2 separate regions of the Homo sapiens genome follow, and region 2 is linked to region 1. A link is an interaction called in ENCODE POLR2A ChIA-PET data of the cell type or tissue named here. Cell type or tissue: K562. All regions are shown on one strand. Region 1 has its middle 7.3 kb from the start of SERPINH1. Region 2 holds the start of SNORD15B (small nucleolar RNA, C/D box 15B).

The links. Peaks named below come from ENCODE experiments on the same cell type or tissue, not always from the same donor. Only the 100,000 strongest peaks of a DNase experiment are listed, where the experiment ranks them.
Region 2: POLR2A ChIA-PET joins it to region 1 with 5 read pairs; 13 of 35 experiments call an interaction of 5 or more read pairs at or near these places.

The regions. Positions count from the first base shown.
Region 1 is chr11:75,552,925-75,556,924 of GRCh38, reverse strand. No RefSeq gene overlaps it. Among named protein-coding and RNA genes, the nearest start is that of SERPINH1, 7.3 kb to the left of the region's middle. RefSeq lists enhancers at 2,384-2,433, 2,490-3,237, 1,218-3,904. In K562, no CTCF peak of the experiment used is centred here; a DNase peak (open chromatin) is centred at 2,254.
Region 2 is chr11:75,404,247-75,408,246 of GRCh38, reverse strand. RPS3 (ribosomal protein S3) reads right to left here. Exons shown (of 7, transcript NM_001005.5): 6 at 3,379-3,575; 7 at 1,340-2,633. The coding sequence ends at 3,382. It overlaps SNORD15B (small nucleolar RNA, C/D box 15B), which reads right to left and starts at 3,826; the gene lies at 3,681-3,826. RefSeq lists an enhancer at 257-756 and silencers at 1,628-1,922, 1,648-1,942. In K562, a CTCF peak has its summit at 183 (motif pointing left); a DNase peak (open chromatin) is centred at 1,816.

The DNA.
Region 1 (4,000 bases):
GGAGGAAAAATTGGCACACGCTTTCTAGAAGGTGGTTGGCACTTTTAAATAAAAATATGTTATTGAATAATTCCCTGCAACACTATTTATAATAGCAAAAATCAGAAACAACCTAATTGTCCAGCCATAGGGGTTGAGAATACCATGAAGCTGGAAAAAAACAAAAAGCCAGGAAGTTCTTATGTCCTGATACTGAATTTGGTGTTAGAGTGGAAGAGCAGCGTGCAGAGCGTACATTACCTATTTACACATTTTCACAATTTGAAATTATTCATGTTCTTTTGGAAAAAAATCAATTTTTAGAAATTTCACTTAAGGAAATGATGTTTAAAAATATGAGCATAGATATATGCAGAAGGATGTTCTTCAGAGCCTTGTCTGTAATAACAAAAAATTGGAGAGAAGGTCAATAAGGGATGAAGTATTTGCAGATGTCAAAAAGGGGAAAGCTTGTTGTAATCCCCAGGCACAGAAAGATCGCTTGGTGGATTGTTGGATAAAAAATAAAGCCGTTTATGAAACAGCCTGTTGATGAAAATTCCACGGGAGAGCTGCAGATATCTGGAAGAATGTTCACATTTCACCAAAAAGTTAATGCTGGTTTTGGGGTGATTTTCACTTAATTTTTTAAAAGTTTCTGCTATTAAAAGATTTGGGGTTATTTATTTTTTATTTATTTAGAAACAGAATCTCACTCTGTCGCCCAGGCTGGAGTGCAGTGGTGCAAACATGGCTCACTGCAGCCTAGATGTCATGGGCTCAAGCCATCCTCCCAAGTAGCTGGGACCACAGGTGTACGCCACCAACCGTGGCTAATGTTTTAATTTTGTAGAGACAGGGTCTCCCCATGTTGCCCAGGCTGGTCTTGGACTCCAAAGGCTCAAGCGATCCTCCCGCCTTGGCCTCCCAAACTGCTGGGATGACAGGTGTGAGCCACTGCGCCCAGCATGGGTTTTTTATTGAATGAATGTATAGTATATGTATTAATACAAAATACATAGGTATATAAAATATTCATAGAGAAAGGCTAGAAAGAAATACTCTTACATCGTTTAATAGTGTTTATCTTTGGAGATAGAATATATATATCTTTATTTTCTTTTCTCTGCTTTTCTGAATTGTTTTCAATAGCATATATTACTTTTATAGTCAGCCAAAAAAAAAAAAAAATCAACCAAGTGAATAGAAAAGAAACACCCAGAAGGGTATCAAGCTCCAGCCTGAAGGGGGCTTGTCCGAGGGTGGCTGGGGAAGTGGTGGTGCTGAGCCTGGGGCTCAGAGATACTGCGCTGCAACCCTGGGGAAGGTGGGAGGCTGGGGCTGTGGCTCCTCTGGCCAGGTCTGGCATTTCCCACCAGCCCAGACCTGCTGGCTTTAGGCCTCAGGCTAAAGAGCCAAATCCTGGCAAGATTTCATGGGACGCAGCCAGGGGAGGGTAGGCACGAGACCCCACAGAGGCCACCATGGGAGGGGGGTACGTGTGACTAAAGCTGTGGAAGTTGGTGACAGGTCACCCTGCGTTTTTGCATTCTCTGCCTGCTGCATGGAGAGCGAGAGAGGGAGGCCAGAGGAGAGAATGGCTCGGTAACCTGGAGAGAGATGCTGGTGCCCAGACCAGGCAGGGGCCTCGGGCTGGAGAGGGCCCAGTGGCGGTGGGTTGGGCACGGAGGGCCTGGGAGAAGGGGGAAGGAGGACTCTCTGGTGTCTGGCCTGGTGAACAAGTGGCAAATGGTCCCTTTCCTGCAATGGAGACTCTGGGGGAAGGCAGTGAGCTCTGGGGGAAGCTGGTGGGCTCCATAGACTGGAGACATCAGGAGGCTGTAATGTCCGTAATTCTGTCAGGAGAGAAGGCCTGTCCAAAGATGACAATTTGTGAATCATGGTTATAGGAGAGTAACTGAAAGATGCCACAGGTGAAAGATGCGGATCAGAGCAAGCACAGAGCCTGAGGAGAACAGAGGCTGTGGAGAAATGGGCCCACGCCAGGCCAAGGGGTGACCCTGCTACCTCCCGGAAGGGAAACCAAGGCTGAGCTGGCAGAGCCACTGGTGGGGGCAGGGGCACAGAGAGAGGGCCATGCCACAGGCGATGGAGCAGCGGTGCCCTCCTCCTAGCCCAGAGCGAAGGAGGACCAGGCGGCCGCACGGTGATGGTGGTGGGGTGGGCTGGACCAGTGCTGGGGTCTGTACACTCGGCCGGGCCCCATTGGCTGTTGGGGCCGGAGCAGGCCCAGAGACAGGCCGAGCTGATGCAACGTGGGCCTATCGTTGCAGGCCTTGCTGAGGGGATGCAGCTGTGCTGGCTGCTGCCCAGAGGTTCCAGCAGGGAGGGGGCTGGCTCTCAGGGCCGCCTAGAGCTCTGGGACTGCAGCCCAGCCAGGCCCAAAGGCTGTCTGTTCGGGGTCTGCTCTGACTCAGGAGGGAAACACGCCTTTCATGGAAGCACCCAGCGCTGTTGGCTGGGTCTGTGTGTGTCTGTGTGCCCATGTGTGTGTGATGGGGGAGGAGCCCATAGCTGATGCTATATATACAGCTGTGCTTCACAGGCTCAGCATTCCCAGGGCCAGATGGGGAAACACGGGAGGGGAGGAGCTGGCCACCTGCCAAGCCCAGACCTCTGGCCGAGCCCCAGCTCCTAGATTCCAGCCTGTGCTCAGCCTCTGACTCTACACCTGACTTTCAGCAAGTCCCTGATCCCTCTGAGCCTCAGTTTCCCCATCTCTTGAGTTGGCACAGAGAGTTGTGAAAAAGAACTCAGAGGCTGGGAGCTGGAGCGGGAAGGGAGTCCCCAGGGAGCACAGCTGACTGGTCTTCACACCAAAAGCAAGCACAGGAGAAAGGGAGCTAGCATTTCCCAGTGCCTGTGGTGTGCCAGGAGCTCCTGCATTTTCCATTAATTCCCATCACCCTGCTATGAGGTAGGCATTTTCTCCCCATTTTGCAGATGATGAAACTGAGCCCCAAACAAGCAGAGATTATAGAGCTGGGTTTGAAGCTAGCTCTCCTTGCTTGGGGCCTGGGATTCTGTCCACAGCAGCCACTGGGCCATACCTGCAAGGGTGTCAGAAGGTTTGTGCTGGCGTCAGTGTCGCCAAGGACTCTGGGAGCCACTCACATTTTGGGCACTGCCTAAAGTTGATTACTTTGTTAACCCTGCCCAGGCCCCAGGCAGAGGCTTTAAATTGTTAGAACAATGAAGAAGGGAGAGCTGGATAAACACTGGCCAGGCTTGAGGGAGTCCTGGGACATAGTTGGGGTAAAGGACTGATCAGAGCATATGCTGAGGCTCAGGAATTCATAGGCATCTTCCTCCAGCTCCCTGACACAGGGTACCTAGAAGACTAACGATGGTGGTGCTGAGTACTAGAAAGGTTCTGTCCCGGACACAAATCTAGACACCAAGTCTGGTCCCCCGAACAAGGCAGGGACCCAGGTTATTGGAGCAAGGCTGTGAGTCCCTGAGGTGAGGAACTACAGGGCTTGGCCTGAAGATGGAGCTTGGCACGGTTTGTGCAGGAGCAAGCGGGTCAACAACAGGCCAGCATCACAGGTCCACAGGACTGGCCCAGCCCCACACCCATGCCAGGTTTCTGCCCTGCCACCTAAGGTGAGGCTGGCTCTGCCATGGTGCCCATGGGTGGTGGGGCGGGGGATGAGGAGGTCTAGTGCCCACAGAGCTGGCTCTGCCACCACTGGGCATTTTCAGAGATAGAGTCTTGCCCAAGGATTACCCCATAGAGGTTTTACCAAGGAACTTCTGGAGACAGAAGGGCTTGACCCAAAGACATCGTGTTGACATAAAATTCCAAGCACTGGCAGACCACTCATTTTCTCTCAAAACCCACTTTTCCTGAGCAACTGTTCCGAGCCAGGCCCTCTTCTGGAACACAGAAGCAAACCAAATCTACTCCCTTAAACAATGGGACTCACACCAGGTGCTCAGGAATGGGACGGAGGGGAGGAAGCAGAGGAGCTCTGGGACTGTAGCCCAGCCAGAAGGA
Region 2 (4,000 bases), 150 kb after region 1:
CCAGGTGTGAGCCACCACAGCTGGACATATTTTGGCATTTTTAAATGGTTACACAGGGGTGTTCACTTTGATAATTCAATAATCTATACACTAATAATCTTCATTTTTCTGTCACAATTAAGTTTATTTCTTCCTCCCTAAGCTGTTACTCTTACTGCACATTGCCTTTGTCACAGCACCACCTAGTGGTAATTAACAGCACTTTCTTCCAATAATTCAGTAATCTATTACGCTAATAATCTGCATACTTTTCTGTCACAATTCATTAAGTTTCTTTCTTTCTCCTTAAGCTATTACTCTTGTTGCACATTTCCTTTGTTACAGCAACACCTAGTGGGAATTAACAGCACTAACTTCTCCCACCGGCTGAACTTCCAAGTGGACTGGAGAAAACTCATGAGGAATTTAAAAGATCACCTAATCTAATATACGGCACAGTACAGTCTTAACCTATTCCCAGCACTTAATCTGCAGATGTTTGGCCAGGCACGGTGGCTCACGCCTGTAATCCCAGCACTTTGAGGGGCCGAGGCAGGCGGATCACGAGGTCAGATCGAGACCATCCTGGCTAACACGGTGAAACCCCGTCTCTACTAAAAATACAAAAAAAAATAGCCAGACTTGGTGGCGGGCGCCTGTAGTCCCAGCTACTCGGGAGGCTGAGGTAGGATGGTGTGAACCAGGGAGGCGGGGCTTGCAGTGAGCAGAGATCGCGCCACTGCACTCCAGCCTGGGTGACAGAGCGAGACTCCGTCTCAAAAAATAAAAATAATAAAAAATAATTTGCGGATGTTCAAGTAAGTTCAACTGGCTGGGTGCGGTGGCTCACGCCTGTAATTCCAGCACTCTGGAAGGCCGAGGTGGGGGGATCACTTGAAGTCAAGAGTTTGAGACCAGCCTGGCCAACATGGGGAAACCCGGTCTCTACTAAAAATACAAAAATTAGCTGGGCATGGTGGCGGGTGCCTGTAATCCCAGCTAGCGGGAGGCTGAGGCTGGAGAATGGCTTGAACCCAGGAGGCGGAGGTTGCAGTAAGCCGATATAGCACCACTGCATTCCAGCCTGGCACACAAGAGCAAAACTCCACCTCAAAAAATAAAAAAGACAGGAATCCATATAATCATCAAAGGCTCTTTCAAAAAGGTGAGGGAGGGGCAGCACATCTGCAAGATGAAGTTCTGGAGATTGATGCACAATGAGAATATAGAGCAGTCTTCCTGCAGTACCAATGATTGGTTCCATGACCCCCTTCAAATACCAAAATCCCCAGATGCTTAAACTCCTTATACAAAATGGTAGAGTATTTATACCTAAGATAACCTAGGCACATCCTTAGACTTTCAATCTTCACTGGATTACTTTTAATACCTAATGTACATGCTACATAGCTGTTACAACTGCAGTGTACAAGAAAATAAGTGACAAGAAAATATAGTATTTTGAAAATAAGAAAAATAAGTCTACATGTTCAATACACACACAACCATCCTTTTTGATTATTTTTGACCCAAAGTTGGTTGAATCCACAGATGCAAATCCCTTGGACAGAGGGCTAACTCTGTCACTATAGAAGTGTACACTTAAATGGTTAAGATGACCAATTTATGAGTCAAAAAGGAAGGGGGGGTCAGATACTTGTCAGTGTACGCCCTACATAATTACCTCAAATATTAAGCCCTTACCATGTGCCAAGCAATATAAACACCATGTGCAGCTCAGTCTAATTGAGAAGAAAACCAAATCATCACAGCACCTGCTAAGCCATCTGTGGAGCCAGGGTTATCTCATCAGCCAGGCTGCATCACCAGGAAGCAGCCACCTGATAACAGCTTTCCCTGGAAGTCCCCTCTGTGATCAACCAGCATCTGATTTAACAACAGTCTCATGATTTTCAAGCCAACCTGTCCCTCACTAGTTTTGCCTGAAAAAATAGTGCCGAATTTCTTGTGAAGTACAGACACTGGTAGAAAATACTTCAAAACATTGATAGATAAAATCAGAGACAATTTAAATGTTCTTCACAGTTCTCCAGAACATAATAGCCTGTAGTACCAATGACTGGTTCCATGATCCCCTAAGAGAACACAACTTAGGAATGTGGATTCTAATGATAGCTTTATACTGCTTAGGCAAATTTACTTCTGAGCCTTATGTGCCTTCAGTGGTGCAAGCAAATTTCCTTTACACTTTAGAGAGGTTGATTAACGAGTACATATGTAAAGAACACTTAGAGCACAGCATGACACAAAATATAATGGCCATTTATATTCACTTTCTATGTGCAACGTGGATCGCCTTATGCATAGGAAAAACTCAAACATATCCCTCTTCTAAACCTACAATCCTGAACTACAGGACAACGAATCAAGGTGCTGCCTTGCTTGCTATCAGCCTTCTCTATCACACAAATATTATTTCTCTGGTTGGCTCTGCTTGGGTCTTACTGTTCTGGCCCTTGCAAATACCACAAGTATGGTTAAAACCAAGAAGATATGTAATGCTCCAGAGGCCAACATGCCCCTCAGTCTGAATACTGAACAGTCTAGTCAGACCTTGTGTCTTTGTACAAAATTTTATTAAAGGTCTTTAGAGAGCAACATCCAGACTCCAGAATACAGCTGCCAAGGAGACCCTGAAACCAAATAAAGCACAAAAGTAAGAAACTTTACCAGAGTTATTAAGTTCCTGATTTACCAAATGGATACACACTCCCACTTAGGGTTTGCAGCAACATTAATAAAATGCATACATAAGGGTTTGTCCTTTTTCATATAAAAAAAAAAAATACAAGGCACCTGGAGAGACAACACCTATAAACAAAAAAACCCCAAGTGTTGACCACAGGAGGCTTGTTAGTGTTTTACAGGGGCTGCTAAAGGACAGAATAGCAAAAGTGCCTAGAAAATCTTGAGCAGCCAAGCACAGTGGCTCACCTGAGGTCAGGAGTCTGAGACCAGCCTGGCCAACAAGGTGAAACCCCGTCTCTACTAAAAACACAAAAATTAGCTGGGCTTGGTGGCAGGTGCCTATAATCCCAGCTACTCGGGAGGCTGAGACAGGAGAATTGCTTGAACATGGGAGGCAGAGGTTGCACTGAGCCAAAAATTTTGAGCAAATAAGGGAGGATAAGGGAAAACTATTTCATATACACGAGTAAAAGCAGGAACTTCTTTCTGGAAAGAATAAAGGCAACACCTGTCCCATTGGAACCAAGGGTTAAATAGACCCCAGGTTTCAACTTGTATTCTCCCACATAAAGCAAATAAATGAAATTTTTATTCACCAAACGCTTACCAGAATGTGGGATACAAGTATTAACAGAAAGACTCGGAAGGACCCTATTATGCCCCAAGAGGCCCCTGCCCTTGCAGACATACCTGTTATGCTGTGGGGACTGGCTGGGGCATGGCAGGCGGCTCTGGCTTCCCACCCTTCTGTTCTGAGATGGGGGTGGTGGGCAGTATCTCATCTTTGGGTTCCACAATGCTCACGTGGTCAGGCAGGGGCTTCTTAGGGCCAATCTTACCAGTTGGGTCCCAGGGCAGCATGATCTTCACCTTGATGCCCAGCACACCTAGAGGACACCACAGTTGTTAGCACACAGCTGGGGTCTCAAAGGCCCCCATCACACAAGACCAAAGAGAGCAAGCAGTTTACTCAAGCACCCCTGGGTCTGGACCCTTCTCAGACAAATGCCTCTAAATCGATCAATAAATAGGACACTTCTGCCAAAGGAACTCGTGCACAGCACCACAGAACATGGCACTGACAAGGACCAAGAGCAGGACGTGACCTTTCTGACTCGTCATCGTGTCATCACTGAAGGGTACACAGATGGCTAAAACAAGGACAAACCAACTCTTGGATCTGACAGATCTCAGCAAATCGATTCTTACAGATCAACGTGGCAATCGATACACCAAGGAATATGAACATGCCCAGCTACTTCCATGATAAACTCCCCCAAATACTTAAGATGTCTGTGGAAAACCAAATCTG